5 separate regions of the Homo sapiens genome follow, and all the other regions are linked to region 3. The links are chromatin contacts, found by Hi-C in ENCODE. All regions are on one chromosome and are shown on one strand. Each heading gives the region's core, a stretch centred on a gene start or an enhancer-like site at or near the end of the contact. The rest is flanking DNA. Distances are from core to core; before and after follow the strand shown. Region 1 holds the start of SNX11 (sorting nexin 11). Region 2 holds the start of TBX21 (T-box transcription factor 21). Region 3 holds the start of CDC27 (cell division cycle 27). Region 4 holds the start of KANSL1-AS1 (KANSL1 antisense RNA 1). Region 5 holds the start of SP2-DT (SP2 divergent transcript).

Region 1 (2,700 bases), core at 37-2,536, 920 kb before region 3:
CTGAGGCATGAGAATTGCTGGAACCCAGGAGGCGGAGTCTGCAATGAGCCAAGATCACACCACTGCACTCCAGCCTGGGCGACAGAGCAAGACCCTGTCTCAAAAAACAAACAAATAAACACTGGAACAAATACAAAAACCTAGACACCAAGTAGTAATTTCTAGCAACCACTCTTCTCCATTAGATTCCTCCCCACAGATACCACTCCTCAAAAGAAAAAGCTCAGTTCTGCCTCTGGAGAAGCAGCAGGAAGTTCCTAACTTTAGTTCTCTGATCTGGGAGATGGATCTGTACTTCATCCAAATAAGGCTAGAGTCAGTGACCATAGCTAGTTACATAACTTAGTGTTAACTACATTTTCTGGGCCCTTTCAACCACATCTGAAGTTTCCTTTACTTTCTTCACCTGTACCAGCACCAGTAGCTCTGGTGAGTACCCGATTGTTTGCTGTTTACAAAGTAGATTCATCGTAAAGCTTTCTAATATAGTAACAATGCAAGGCTTTAGTCTCACCATTTATTTTCTCTCCCATTTAAACAACTTCAAGAGACAGGTTAAGAAACAAATCAGGTGATAAAAGTAGATGGAACTACTGAGACTACCGTCCCTTCTTACTCAATCTTGAGCCTTTAGTGCCAGATGGCAGAAAGCAATTCAAAAAGCTCTCGCTCCAATTATAAATATCACAGGTACTAAACAGAGGAAGCTCCCAGTTCTGACCAAGCTCTGTGTGATCTCAACCAAGCAGTTATGCTCCATCTTTTTGTCCATCTCTAATCGTACGCCTTTCACTTGGAAGGTAAGTAACAAAGGCGACCACAATCTACCGCCAAGTCTCCCGTGTCCACGTAAAATACTCGCCATTGCCCCCAGTCTTAGCCATTTAAGTAAATGTCCCCAGAGTCTTTTACTACGGCCACTCTTTCTCCATTCTCAACAAACTAGGACCGAAAGGTCCACATGGTCCTTCTTTCTTTCCGATTAAGCTTGGGGGGTAGGAAGTGAAAGATACACTTTGAAGGTAAACTGAAAAGCCGGGTTTCCTTTCTTGGATCCCGAGCAAGCCCTTGCCTTAATCCCGGGTGGTAAGAGAGTCCCTCCCTAGGATGTAAAGCGATGCCACCATCCCGAGTGCCACTACTGACGCTCAAGCCCACGCCCCCTCACAGGAGAGCAGCACCCACTCCCCAGGCCCCGCCCACGCCCTCTCACCTGAGAACAGCACCAGCTCCCCACAGCGACACCGCCCGCGCCCCACCATATAGCCAGATCACGGCTTCTCCTTCCGGGTGAGTCGCCGGTGCCCCGGTGCACGACGGGAGACGCCCCAATCCCGGGTGCCCGGGACGCCCCGCCCCTACAGGCCCGGGCTCTGAGTGGGATTCCCGCTTCCGAATAGCGCGGCTCCGCTGGCCAAGGCCCCGGACTGGAGTCGGGATCCCCCCTCCACTCACTTGGGACGCCGGAGAGTGCACGCAGGTGCCGGGTGAGGGACGGCGAATGGATATCCAATCCGGGGCCGCGTTCCGCCCACTGTCAGGGGAAGCCAATCAGCGGCCAGGGGGCGTCAGCGACGGGCAGCCAGTGGGTCCCGGGAGCAGAGGGGTGTAAGGGGGTTGTTACTCTTGTTCTCGCTATGCGAGGGATAGTCTGCAGTGTGGGAGGTTCGGGGCTTTAGGAAGCCCACATCCCTGGATCCTCACTAAGTCCCGAGAGCCACCATTTGAACCTCGTAGTTTGCTGTTCCCCAGCGGAGCTATCAAGGGGACTCCGATTCAGATTCGTAAAGCCACGGACCGATTGTCAGAGTGAAAGTCAGACTCGAGAGGGTCCGGCGACTCAGATTGCTCACACCGAAACAAACTCGAAGCAATATCATGCAGCTAGGGAGCAAGAGAAAGCCGTTCAATGTGTTGGTGGTCTTTTAACAACTTATTTAAAGATAATTTCAGCAAGCCTAGCGCGGTGGCTCACGCCTGTAATCCCAATACTATTAGGGAGGCCGAGGCGGGAGGATCGCTTGAGGCCAGGCTTGAGACACGCCCTACCAACTTAGGGAGACCCTCGCCTCTGCAAAATATTTTAAAAATTAGCCGGGCATGGTGACACGCGCCTGTAGTCCCAGCTACTCGGGAGGCTGAGACAGGAGGATGGCTTGAACCCAGGGGTTCGAGGCTGCAGTGAGCCCTGATCACTGCAGAGCAAGACCCTGTCTGAAAAAAAGAGAGAGAGCTAAAAGGAAGAAAAGAGAGGAAAGAAAAGAAAGGGGCCGGGCACAGTGCCTCACGCCTGTACTTCCACCACTTTGGGAGGCGGAGGCGGGTGGATTACCTGAGGTCAGGAGTTCGAGACCAGCCTGGCCAACATGGTGAAACCCCGTCTCCACTAAAACTACAAAAATTAGCTGGGCGTGGTCATGGGCACCTGTAATCCCAGCTATTCAGGAGACTGACACAGGGGGATTGCTTGAACCCAGGAATCGGAGGTTGCAGTGAGACAAGATCGCGCCATTACACTCCAGCCTGGGAGACTCCATTGTAAAAAATAAATAAATAAAAAGGAAGATAGCTGGGTTCTCCTATGTGCTTCCCCTTTCTCTGTTGTGCTCTGTTGTTTTGGTACATTAAGAAAATTCAGCCTTATATAGCTATGTAGTTGAGAAAAGGAAGAGTATTTTTAGCCTTCTCAAACAATTCTGA
Region 2 (2,700 bases), core at 1-2,500, 540 kb before region 3:
AATCTCCCCCCGTACACACACACCACCACCACCGCTACCACCACCACTACCACCACTAAAGCTGACCTGAGCACACCAGCAGCAAAGGAGCCGGGGGAGGTGGGCGCAGGGGGCCCGGAGATAAGGGGCTCCCTTCCCCTCCAGTTTCCCACACAGGAGGCCCAGGCGTCCTGTCCGCCCAGAGCACAGGCTTTCACTGCCCGCTGCGACTCCTCTACAGTAGAGAGTGGGGCAGGGGCGCACACCAATTCTAGGTGAAGCCACAGTCACCCTTCCCCTAAATCAAGGTGACTTCTCACTGTCCCGCACTCACCCGTCTCCCTTGTGAGTCCTCTGGCTGTTGGTGCAACAGCCTGGGCACAGACGCCCCTCCGGAGCTTTCCCTGTCCTCCTAACAACCCCATTCCCCTGTCTCCCTACGCTGAAGCCAAAGCAGTGAGGGACACGGAGTCAGAAGCATTGTCGAGCCAGAAAAACAGACGAGACGTTCTTGTTCCGGCGCGGGCACAGAGGCCCCAAGGGCCGGCGCGCCGCACTCACCGTCCCTGCTTGGTGATGATCATCTCTGTCTGGTGCTGATTAAACTTGGACCACAACAGGTGGTTGTTGAGCGCGACCCTCAGTTTCCCCGACACCTCCAGTCCCGCGGGTAGCGCGTAGTCCTCACGCGGCCCCGGGTAGAGCCCGGCGCGCGGGTCCGGGGCGGCGTAGCCCTCGCCCGGCTGGTAGCCCTCGGCGTCCGCGGGCGGCGGGAAGGACTCGCCCGCGCCGGGGAAGCCGGCCGCCTGGGGTCGCGGCGGGTAGGCGTAGGCTCCAAGGAAGCGGCTCGGCGGGGCGGGCACCAAGGCGCCCCCCGGGTAGGGAGACCCCAGGCTGCCGCCCCCGCGACGCTCGTCCGCGTCCTGCGCGCCCGGCTCCGGGTAGAAGTAGCGGTGCTGCGGGTCGGCGCCAGGCGCCCGGCCCTCGTCGCTCCCCGGCATCGGCTCGGTGCCCGTCAGCATGTCTCCGCAACCCGGCTCCACGATGCCCATCCGGGGCGGGCTGGCACCTTCCCGTAGCCGTCGAGGACCCGCCCCTCCGCGCGCGAGAGGGTCGCGTGGGCTGGGATGGGCAGGGAGCAGGGGGCGGGGGACCCGAGGGCCGGGTGGGGGACCCCACCGGAGCCCGGGCTCTGACGCCTGGCTTCTACGCCCTCGTCCGGCAGGCGCGCGGCAGCTCTCGGGCTTCCTCTCCAGCGGGCCGCTGTCACTAGAGTCGCAGCGCTTTGCTGTGGCTTTATGAAGCTCTCCGGCTCCCCCCCACTCCGCCACCTCGGCCCTGCTCCGCCTCGCCCCACCCCGCCCTCTCGTGGCTAATACTAGGCAAATTCTACGCTCTTGGCGAGTACTGCAGGGCCCCCCATGGTGGAGAGAAGCGAGAGCCTGCGCGCACCCTGTAGTTCGAAGATCTTGCTTTCTGGGAGTGTCAGCTCCGCTGCCTGACACACCAGCCCGTGGCTCTCTTCTGGACCCTCGGGGAAATTCAGCCCAGCTTTGAAGTCTCAGCTCAAAGGCCCTCTCCTACAGGAAGCCTTCCGAGATGGCCCAAGTGGGACTCGCTGGGCATTCTCCTGGCACTCAGAGGCTCGGAGCACGGGCACACTAGAAGCAACTTTGACCATGAACATTCAATCGATCTTTATTGATACCTACTGTGTGCCCAGACTCTGTGCTAAGTGACCTTTCGGGTTGCCCTCTTTCTCCCCACCAGAGGTCCACATGTGCTGAGTTGGCTGCATCTTGTAGCTCTAGCCCTGGGGGCAGACCTGGAACCTGATGGACAACAGGAAATGTTCCTTAAAGCGCACTGCATCAGCAGCAGCCAGGGGTTTGCAGGGCCCTGAGCTGGGCCTGGCAGGGCCCACAAAAGCTCCCCTACCCTGCATGGCAGTCATGGGCACTGGAAGTAGCATTGGGCTGCCAGTGCTGAGAGTCCCAGGTCTGGCTCTGCCTGCCAGGTATATGTGACCCAGGCAAGTCATTTTCCTTGCCTGAAAGTCAACCTCACGTGCCTCATCCATAGACTGGGGGAAATAAACAGATCTACTTTTCAGGGGGGCTGCAAGCCTTACATGAGAGGGTGTACGTGTGCAGCACTTTCCAATCTATTATTATACCTGGATGGAAAAGCTGCTTTGAACAGATTCAGAGCCGGCTGACAGGAAGGAAACCCACCACATGCTCTGAAGGGCTGCCTCGGAGATAGGACGATGGAGGCTTTTCTTTCTCCATTTTCCTTTTATGTTAACTAATGTATTAGACTCCTTTTATGATGAAAACTATCCGTTTCCCCCCCCCCAATTGAAAATAGCATCATTGGGAGTTTTCCTGTGTATAAAGATGAAACATACTTATATAGGAAATTTAAGCAGCACAGAAAAGTAAAAACAAGACTGTATAAATCACCCCAAATTCCACCCCCTAAAGCCAAACAGGATTAACATTTCAGTGAACACCCTCTGAGACCTCACTCCTTATATACTCTCTGTCTCTGTCTTTTGCACACATGCACAAATATATAATTTATATAAACACTACACATGCTGCTTTATAATGTGTACTTTTTTTTCACTCCACAAGGTGTCATGGAATATTTTGCATATCAGTATATAGATAAAGATTTACATTTTTAAGAGTACTTTGAAAAATACTTTAATATTTT
Region 3 (2,700 bases), core at 28-2,527:
AAAATGAAAGAAAAAATATCTCCCTCTAACATCACCCAAAGGGAAATTTCCAAGCAATGGAATATATCATGATTCTCACATCTAGCCTAGAGAGCTCCTGACTAGAAAAGTAACTTTCAAAAACTGTTTCCTCATCTGCTGAAAAACAAAATTTAAACAGTCCCCTGGTTCACTCTTTTTGGGGGGAGAAGGGGAGCAGAAAGGAAATATGAGAGAGTCTACATTGCATGCTAGACACGGCCACATTTATAATACATCGAATTCTCTTAATCCTTTTTTTTCAAACTAAGCGAACATAAGTTCAGAGAGGTAATTTGCCAAGGACCTATGACTAGTTAGTGCTAAAGATAAAATTCAAAACCAGGCCTCTGAATTTCCGACCCCCTACTCTTCCCACCACAGCGGAATGCCTCACCTATCAAAAATAAAAATTTCTAATGGCCTATTGAGCTTTTCCATGATCTCTTCACCTAAGTAACTATTTCCAATTAATGCCTTCTTAGCAGACTGATCCCATTTTTCCTCCCTTCACTTTCCTATACTTCTTTTTCCTCTAATTTTACCCATCCTTCAAACTCCATTTTAAACTTTTTTTTCCTTCCATAGAACTTTCCTTATCTTATCACAATTGCCCTCTCTGAATTTTTATATTACTTATAATAGGCACCATATAATATAGCGTTCTCTGTTACACTGCTTTTCCCTTAAATAGACCTTAATCTCCTTGAAGACAGAAGCTATCCTATGTCTTTGGGGAGTGGCAATCTTTCCAAATTTCTTTAGCTTTCCCCCAGAGCCGTGAGTAGATACTTCTGGAATGGACGAATGATCTAAACTCAATAGACAAATACTTGTTGATTCATTAAAGACAGCCCCAAACTCTGCTGTTTCACCCTTTGCTTCATAATCTACAGCACACCAATTAATCCAAAAGGGCTGAGGGGCTAATCCACACTGCAGCCCCGCCACGTAACGCTACCCGCCCGCGCTGTCACGCCACGCCCAGCCTGCTGGTTGCAGATTTGGCGTAGCCCAACCCTGGGACGGCCGATTGGGCGTGGTGTGCGTGGCTGAAGGCGTGGCTGAGAAGAGAAACCTACGCTTTGGGTCAGACTCGGTAGCTTCCGGTAATCTTCGACAATTTCCGGCAACGGTTTTCTCTCTCGTCGACCAACCTCGGGTATTTCCGACTCCCTTCGGGCTTTTCCGTCTGGTTCCCGCTCGGCTTTCTCCACTTCGGGTATTCCCGTGTCCCGCTCGGAAGCACTCGGCAATCGCTCGGCCTCCCCCATCCCCCGGTAACGGTCGCTGGTGAGTTTAAATGAGCAGGGGCTGGCCGGGCCGGAGCCGCTACAGGGGGGGCCTGAGGCACTGCAGAAAGTGGGCCTGAGCCTCGAGGATGACGGTGCTGCAGGAACCCGTCCAGGTAATGATAACCTTCTTCTCTGGGGCTTGGCTGGCAGCCTCGGTCGGGAAGCAGCAGCGTAGGGCCACTCCGCGGCCTGGTGCGGCCTAGGCCCGGCTGCTTCTCCCGCCTCCCCTGCTGCCGTGTCCTGCCTATCTTTAGTCAGTTCGGAGGCCTTGCCCACAGCCTAAGCCGTGTTACCTCTGGCCCTACATTACTTCACCCTTAGCGTGAGCGGCTTCGGCGAAAATAACCGCCTTTCCCGTCCGAGCCAACGTCCGGCCAGCCTTTCCTGTCAGTCCAGGGGCCTGGCTTGACTGGGGGTGGGAGATGAGGGGCCGAAAATGCACCCCAAGCGCTCTCTTGCCTAAAAGATGATCGAGAAGCACATTTGATCGGAGCTTGTGTGATCTTCGTGACGGTAGGGCAAGTTTACGGAGGTTTTTTTTATTTTGTCTTGTATGAGAGGGTGGAGGGAGCGTAGGATCGGTCTTTTTAATACTAATTTCTATTTTGGTAACAGACTTCCTATCCCACGTTTCCTTTCTCGGTGAATTTCCCACCGGACAATGATGGTTTGAGAAGACAACTCCAAGCCTCAGTGCTGAGGCGCAAGCACCAATACCAGGGGAGGAGGTGGAAAGGGCACATTTGGGTTGTTTTCATCCTCTCTGATGGGGATCAGGAGCATTTTGTTGTGCATGTTTATAAGGCATTCAGGAAATGAAACACAAATAATGGTGTTTCTGTCCATTTCACTGCCTTTACACCAGGGTATGCTTTGACGCACAGTGCTGTGTTGCATTAAAGGAACCCTATTGGATTTTAAGTGTGTGATGCGGTGCCAAGTCATTTTCCCCCCTGACATCTGGAGAAACTGTATCTTTTGTGCCTTGGTAATGGACCAGGTCTGGGAGACTTCATCCCACTATATGATCTTTAACTTGATCAGAATTGACCTCTATCAACTGCTGTCATTGAGTCATGGACTTTATTTTGAAGTTATAAAGCAAACTGATTTTTAGAAATTCCTTCATATTGCCCTTAAAAGGCTTGAGGTATCAAACAGTAAATATTTTAATATATCACTACTTTCATATTTATTTCATTTTTCTAAACAGCATGAAATACTCATTTCTTCTAGTTTGGTTTTTTTCTCCAGCTGTTTACATATAGCAGCTATTAGTGTTTGAATTAATAAAACGTAAGATTATATCTTATGAAATTTACCTGTCTGTAAGTTGTATTAGTTTTTCTAGAGCTATTTCCATCCAAATTCTTTTTACCAGTATAGT
Region 4 (2,700 bases), core at 200-2,699, 1.0 Mb after region 3:
TGTATACAAATATTAGTTTATTCTTTGTGTAATTTGACCCTATGACTCCAAACTGCCTGCCTTTGGTATTTGAGAACTATGACTATGCTTGAGAGTGTGATTTTAGGAGTACAAATGGAAATTCGCAGAAACCTAGGTGCAGATGTTGCAGGGGCAGGTGAGTTAGTGTAACTTTGTGGGAAGACTAAAACCGTTCTGTAACGACTGTGAGGGTGTTTTTTGATAAGCAGAAGTGACGTATAATGCCGGATATTGGTTCTGGTAAGCCACAAAAAAGTGTGAAGCATTTTGCGTCTTCCTTTTTGGTAGTAGAGCATACATACCCTTCTTATCTGCCGAATTTGATGATTTAATGATTTGAACGATTTTTTCTTCAGTCATTTAAGCCAGTTTTGATGAATCCTAGATTAGTCTTTTAAATCTCAAGATACTCCACTCATCTTTTGGCAACTTTAAAGGGTGGTAGAATTACACTTTGTGTGACACTTTGTATTACATTATGTTTATGAATTCTTTAAGTCTAGGAAAGGTTCCATTATTTTAAAGGTCCTATTTTGGGGACAATATAAAGTTCTGTACTGATAAACTGGTCATGAGAAATGATAAGGTGCCACCACTTTAAACCAACTCTGGTAACGAGGTGGGAAGTTGGCTTTTTGTTGTGAGACTTGTGTTTCTTTATGGAGTTCTTTGTTAAACTTTTAGCATGGCAGTGAACTTCCTTTTGGTGGCGGCAGGAAGCATAAATACTCATTGTGTAATGCCATTTGCCTGTTTTGGCGGATCTGCCAAGCCATGACACCCAAAACAAGACGCGTGTTTCTTCACGAAAACTACAGTTCCCAGCGGGCCCGGCGCCGGCGGGGCCATCACTTCCCCTCTGGCTCCCGGCTGTCCCTTCCCGGGCTGGCCCGGCGCGGGCCCTGGCTGGGGCCTGCGCAGTGACTACGTGCACCCTCCCCACCCCGCCCAACTCTGGTGGCTGCGGAGCGCGGTGCTGGGGCTAGTGCCCAGCCGTGCTGCAGTATACGGAGGCTGGCTGCTAGGGACAAAGGGCGGGCGGCGGAAGCCGCTTCACTGGTCAGGGAGCTTTCTGCAGGGTTAGCCTTGGAATAGTGTGGTGCCGACGGCCTTACCCTCTTTACTACACAGTGCAAACAGTTCCTCGCTCACGTCCTCTCGCTCCGCGGCGCCGGCCCGCCCTGCCCCTCAACTGGCGAGCCGCACCGCCGGCCCCAGCACGGAGGGCATGTGACGGCGTCAGTGCCTCAGGTTAGACTCACCTCGGCCGCAGCGAGGGCTGGCTTCCCCCTGCCGCAGTGCTGCGTGCCGTCGCCGCACGTCCGGGGCAGCTGGGGCCGGGCGCCGCGGCCTCCGCAGATGGAGGTACAAAAACATCGGCCACGGCGAGGAGCCATGACTGAGGCGGCGGCGGCCGCGCCTCCTGGCGGCCCGCGGGGGCGGCGCGGCGGGCGCCCCCTGGCGGCGCGCCGGGGTGGAGCGGCCCTTCGCCGCCGCAGCCGCAGCCGGCGGAGGCGCTGCTGTCCCTCCTCCCCGTGTCCCCGGCGCTCGCCCGCTTGCTCGCTCGCTCCATTCTCCCTCCGCTTCAGATTAAAGGGGGGGAGGGAAAAGGAGCTCGGCCGCCATTTTCCCAGTGCCGCCGCCACCGCCGCCACCGCTCGCCGAGCCGGCGGGAGAACCGAGCACCGTAGCGAAGCCGACTCGTCTCGCCGCGGCGGCGCGGGGGGCGGCTGAAGCGCGCTCCCCGGCTGGAAAGAGGCGGCCGGGGGTGGCGGCCTGGGTGCGGGTTCGGGCTGCAGACGGCGGTGCTTGTTTGTGCGGGGCGGGGGGGCGGTTTCACTCTCTGCCCCCGCCCGCCCGCCCTCCCGGCCGGGCTGCGGTCTCCAGCCGTGCTCGGGCCCCGTCGGTGCGGAGCAAGGCCGGGAAAGGGCCCGAAAGAGAAGAAAAAGCAGCCGCTCCCCGCCGCCGCCTTCCCCTCCCCCTCTGCCTCGCCCCCCCGCCCGGAAAGTCAGGGCGGCTCCGGGCGTCGGGGGGAGGAGAGCGGCGGGCCCGGGCCGGAGCCGCCGTCGCGCGCCCCCGCCCGCCGCTGGCCCTCGGCGCCCAGGCCGGGGGGCTGTTTGCAAACTGCGCCCATTTTGTGGGGCTGAATCCGCCCGGGCTACGCTCCTCCATCACGTGGTAGGTGCTGCTGCTGCTCCTCTCCTCCTCCTCCTGCTGCCCTTTCTCCTTCTCCTCGCTCTCCCTGTGGCTCCCATTTCTCTCTCTCTTTGTTAGTTGTAACTAGAAAGGCAGGGCAGGGTAGAAAAATCCCCCGGAACTTTAAATGGCCTCTCCGGGCTTCCCTGCTGCGGGTCCGGGCTGGGAGTCGCCCCAAGGGCGGGGGTGTGCGGGGGCCCTTCCCCAGGAGCTGCCGCCTCGTTCGCCAGCTTTTCCTTTGGCGTTCTATTTAAAAAGGCGGCCTGAAGAACATGATTTATTCCCGTAAAAGAACCCCCCAAACAAACTCTGGCTCTCGCCTTGAACTTCTCTTGACTGCAAAAGGCCTTTCTCTGCTCGAAACACACATCTTGGCGCGTTGCACGGTTTGTATCACAACTCTGATTGTTTCATTTATTATTTTTGTTGCCTGTAAATTCAGGTCACTTACGTTTTCAGATGTAGTCTCCCTCAGGCGGACTT
Region 5 (2,700 bases), core at 144-2,643, 710 kb before region 3:
AAGCATGGATAAGAGGCTGAAAACCGTAAGTCAGCAATGGGGATGGAGGTGGGTACAGGAAGAGAGCGAGTATCTATTTTGTTTTATTTCTTCTGTAATTCCTTAAGATTGTTTGCGCCTGAGCTTTGGGACTGCAGTAGTCTCCCCTACGGGGCGTCAAGTAACAGGCTGGGAGCTCTGGCAAGAAGTTCTCAAACTTCTCACAATTCTGCTAAGAGCTTGCAGATATCTAGCTGGAAGATCAAGGATCCAAGTAAAAACATTAAAGGAAGGTTTTTGCCCACTCCCCGGTGAGAGGTCATCTGCCCAGGGAGTGCTCTCGTGTCCTGACACCATCGCCCGACTGGGGATATATCAGTAACCGGGCTGTCGTCGATGCCGAGCAGTGCCCATCTGGTTGGCAGCGTCCGGGTCTCAAGCGTTCCCTCGCCCCTCTCTGTTCTCCGGGGAGCCCTGAATCGCTGGTGGGCATCTACAGTTAAGAGTGCAGGAAGGCCTCTCAGACACGGGGCGAACACAAGGGCTGTTGGCTGCCTCCTCAGAGCCGACCCAGGCATAGTTCGCCCAGGCGGGAGAGCGGCGTTGAAGTGGGTCGGCACCCGTCCGAGGGGTGCCAGGCCACCCCGGTGCCCGCTCCTCTCGCCGGCCCCCGGAAGCGCCGCCCTCCCGCCCGGCGGGCTCCGAGGGGGCGGGGAGTCGAACGCCCCCTTCCGGGTGCCTCCGCCCGGCTGGCCAGCCCCGCTCCTCCTCCGGGCGGGAATCCTCCCTCCCCCGCCCCTCCTGAAGCCGGGCCCCGACGCCAGACCCAGCCCCAGGGGGGAACCCCCGGCCTCGGCTCCCTCTCCCCGCGGCCTCTGCCCGTCTTCCTGACCCTTGGGGGCCGGGAAGACCCCGCCGGCAGCGGCCGGGACCCACCGCTCATTACGACATCTTCCTCCCTGGCCTCCGCCGCCTCCGCCGCCACCGAGAGCCTGACACCGCCCGCCAAGCAACCGCCAATCCCGGAGCCCGCCACCGCCCGAGCGACGGCAGCCTTCACCAATAAGCGCTTGGAACATTGGGGACCGACAGCACTATTAACCAATCAACCAGAGGCGTCTAGAGCGACGTTGATTTGACCAATAGGTCTGTGCAATGTCACTGATGGACGGTAGAGCGCACCAACCGAAAGCCAATTGAATAATGAGTGACATGTGCATCAGCCAATTGGAGGGAGGCAAAGTCCCGCCCGCTGGGTGGTTGATGTACAGCAACAGGAAGCTGGAAGGGGAGGGGCTTAGCCGAAGAGTGCTTTTGTATTGGTCGAGGTTGACCTTCCACCCACCTCTAACCCAGAGGATGAATGATAGATCTGCCCTGAAGCCAATCAGAAGTCCTTAGGGTGAGGCCCACAAATGCCCCAGAAATAGCATATACATTGCGCCCTAAGTCCAGTCTCGCCCAGGTGTGGCAGGAGCTTTTACCTGCTCTTCGGCAGTAGCCGGCTGCCACTCAACCCCATGCCTGGTGAGTGGAAAGCCATCAACCTTTTATTTAGTCCCTCTCTCGTTGTCGCCTGGGGAGGGGCGACTTTGTACAGTGAGGCACTGGGGTCCGGCACCATAGTGGGAGTTGGGGTTGTTTACGCGACACTTCTAAGGGGATTTTCACAATCGGTTAAGCCCCCGTTAATCCTCACATGGTTATTGCGGCGACCCCCATAGCCCACGGTCCCAAACGTGTGCATCTGAATCATCCGAAGCTCTTTCTAAAGGCAGGCTCCCCTGGCCGCCTCTCCTAATCCGACTCGGTACTTCACGGGGCGTGCCTAGAATCTGCATTTTAGCAAGGGCCTCGCGTGGACAGAATTGCACGCTTGAGTTTGAGAAGTACTGCTTGGCCTCTGCCCCACTTACCCTTACCTTCTTGAGATGAGGTAAAGCACTTGGTAGGCACTAGGCGGGTAGGTTTATCTTTGCTCCCAAGTCTCTTCCGAGAACTTGGGAAGGCTGCCTAGCTTAGTGAGGGAATCCATTCTGGCTTCAGACCAGTCTGGGTTTGAAACCTACACATCCCACTAACTTAGGCAGGGTACCGAAACTCCCTGAGCTTCATGTCCTCATCAGTAAAACGAGGTTAATCACACCTACACCTTAGCGCGATGGCTTAAAAAAAAAAAAAAAAAAAACAAACAAAAAAAAACATAGTCCATCAAGAGAAATACATTTTGCATACAGACCAGTACACTGCTATTTGTATGAGAGTGTCATAAAGTTTCCGAAAACAATGCTTACTACTTGTGACGCACTGATAGTTTCTATGCTTATCCTATCCTATCTTATTCTCCTTCTTGTTGATCATGACTGGCAGTTTGAAAAACACTGCTAGAAAAGGTTGGTGTGATAATACAAAATGCAGAGCAGAATACCGGGTACACAGTAATTGCTGAATAAATGTTAATAGCCTCTTCCAGTCTTCTCCTCTCAGTGTTAGCCTTTGAAAAACAAGACTTTAGACAATAATACTCCTCTAGTAAAGATCCTTCATGGGATCCGTATCTCCTAGATAAAGCCCAAACTCCTTTCTAGGCAAAGTCCTCCCACTCTTTTTTCTTCTTAACCTCAGCATCCACCAGAGGACACACTCTTACTGGTGTATCTTTCATGCTTTATCTCCTCCCTCTACCCCCGTTCCCTTCCTACAAATCCTACCCTTTTCCCT

Evidence for each region. A loop is a pair of places that touch in the nucleus more often than their neighbours do. Pooled maps may share reads with other maps.
Region 1: a loop to region 3 is called in a pooled map, with 8 times the contacts of the local background. The contact joins the promoter of SNX11 here to the promoter of CDC27 in region 3. A Hi-C loop is called at or near these places in 7 of 50 pooled maps.
Region 2: a loop to region 3 is called in a pooled map, with 4 times the contacts of the local background. The contact joins the promoter of TBX21 here to the promoter of CDC27 in region 3. A Hi-C loop is called at or near these places in 7 of 50 pooled maps.
Region 4: a loop to region 3 is called in a pooled map, with 6 times the contacts of the local background. The contact joins the promoter of KANSL1-AS1 here to the promoter of CDC27 in region 3. A Hi-C loop is called at or near these places in 7 of 50 pooled maps.
Region 5: a loop to region 3 is called in a pooled map, with 12 times the contacts of the local background. The contact joins the promoter of SP2-DT here to the promoter of CDC27 in region 3. A Hi-C loop is called at or near these places in 10 of 50 pooled maps.

What each region holds. Positions count from the first base shown.
Region 1 is chr17:48,106,352-48,109,051 of GRCh38, reverse strand. SNX11 (sorting nexin 11) reads right to left here and starts at 1,286. Exons shown (of 7, transcript NM_013323.3): 1 at 1,214-1,286. RefSeq lists a silencer at 1,121-1,280.
Region 2 is chr17:47,731,786-47,734,485 of GRCh38, reverse strand. It overlaps TBX21 (T-box transcription factor 21), which reads right to left and starts at 1,250. Exons shown (of 6, transcript NM_013351.2): 1 at 541-1,250. The coding sequence starts at 1,031. RefSeq lists an enhancer at 462-511, silencers at 692-861, 892-1,431 and a promoter at 1,243-2,700.
Region 3 is chr17:47,187,872-47,190,571 of GRCh38, reverse strand. It overlaps CDC27 (cell division cycle 27), which reads left to right and starts at 1,277. Exons shown (of 19, transcript NM_001256.6): 1 at 1,277-1,426. The coding sequence starts at 1,400. It also overlaps a transcript of MYL4 not described here. RefSeq lists enhancers at 1,353-1,542, 1,073-1,669 and a silencer at 1,703-1,752.
Region 4 is chr17:46,192,322-46,195,021 of GRCh38, reverse strand. KANSL1-AS1 (KANSL1 antisense RNA 1) reads right to left here and starts at 1,449. Exons shown (of 2, transcript NR_034172.1): 1 at 1,284-1,449. KANSL1 (KAT8 regulatory NSL complex subunit 1) reads left to right here and starts at 1,593. Exons shown (of 15, transcript NM_015443.4): 1 at 1,593-2,199.
Region 5 is chr17:47,894,509-47,897,208 of GRCh38, reverse strand. It overlaps SP2-DT (SP2 divergent transcript), which reads left to right and starts at 1,393. Exons shown (of 3, transcript NR_135480.1): 1 at 1,393-1,506. SP2 (Sp2 transcription factor) reads right to left here and starts at 973. Exons shown (of 7, transcript NM_003110.6): 1 at 916-973. The coding sequence starts at 922. RefSeq lists silencers at 474-903, 2,452-2,700.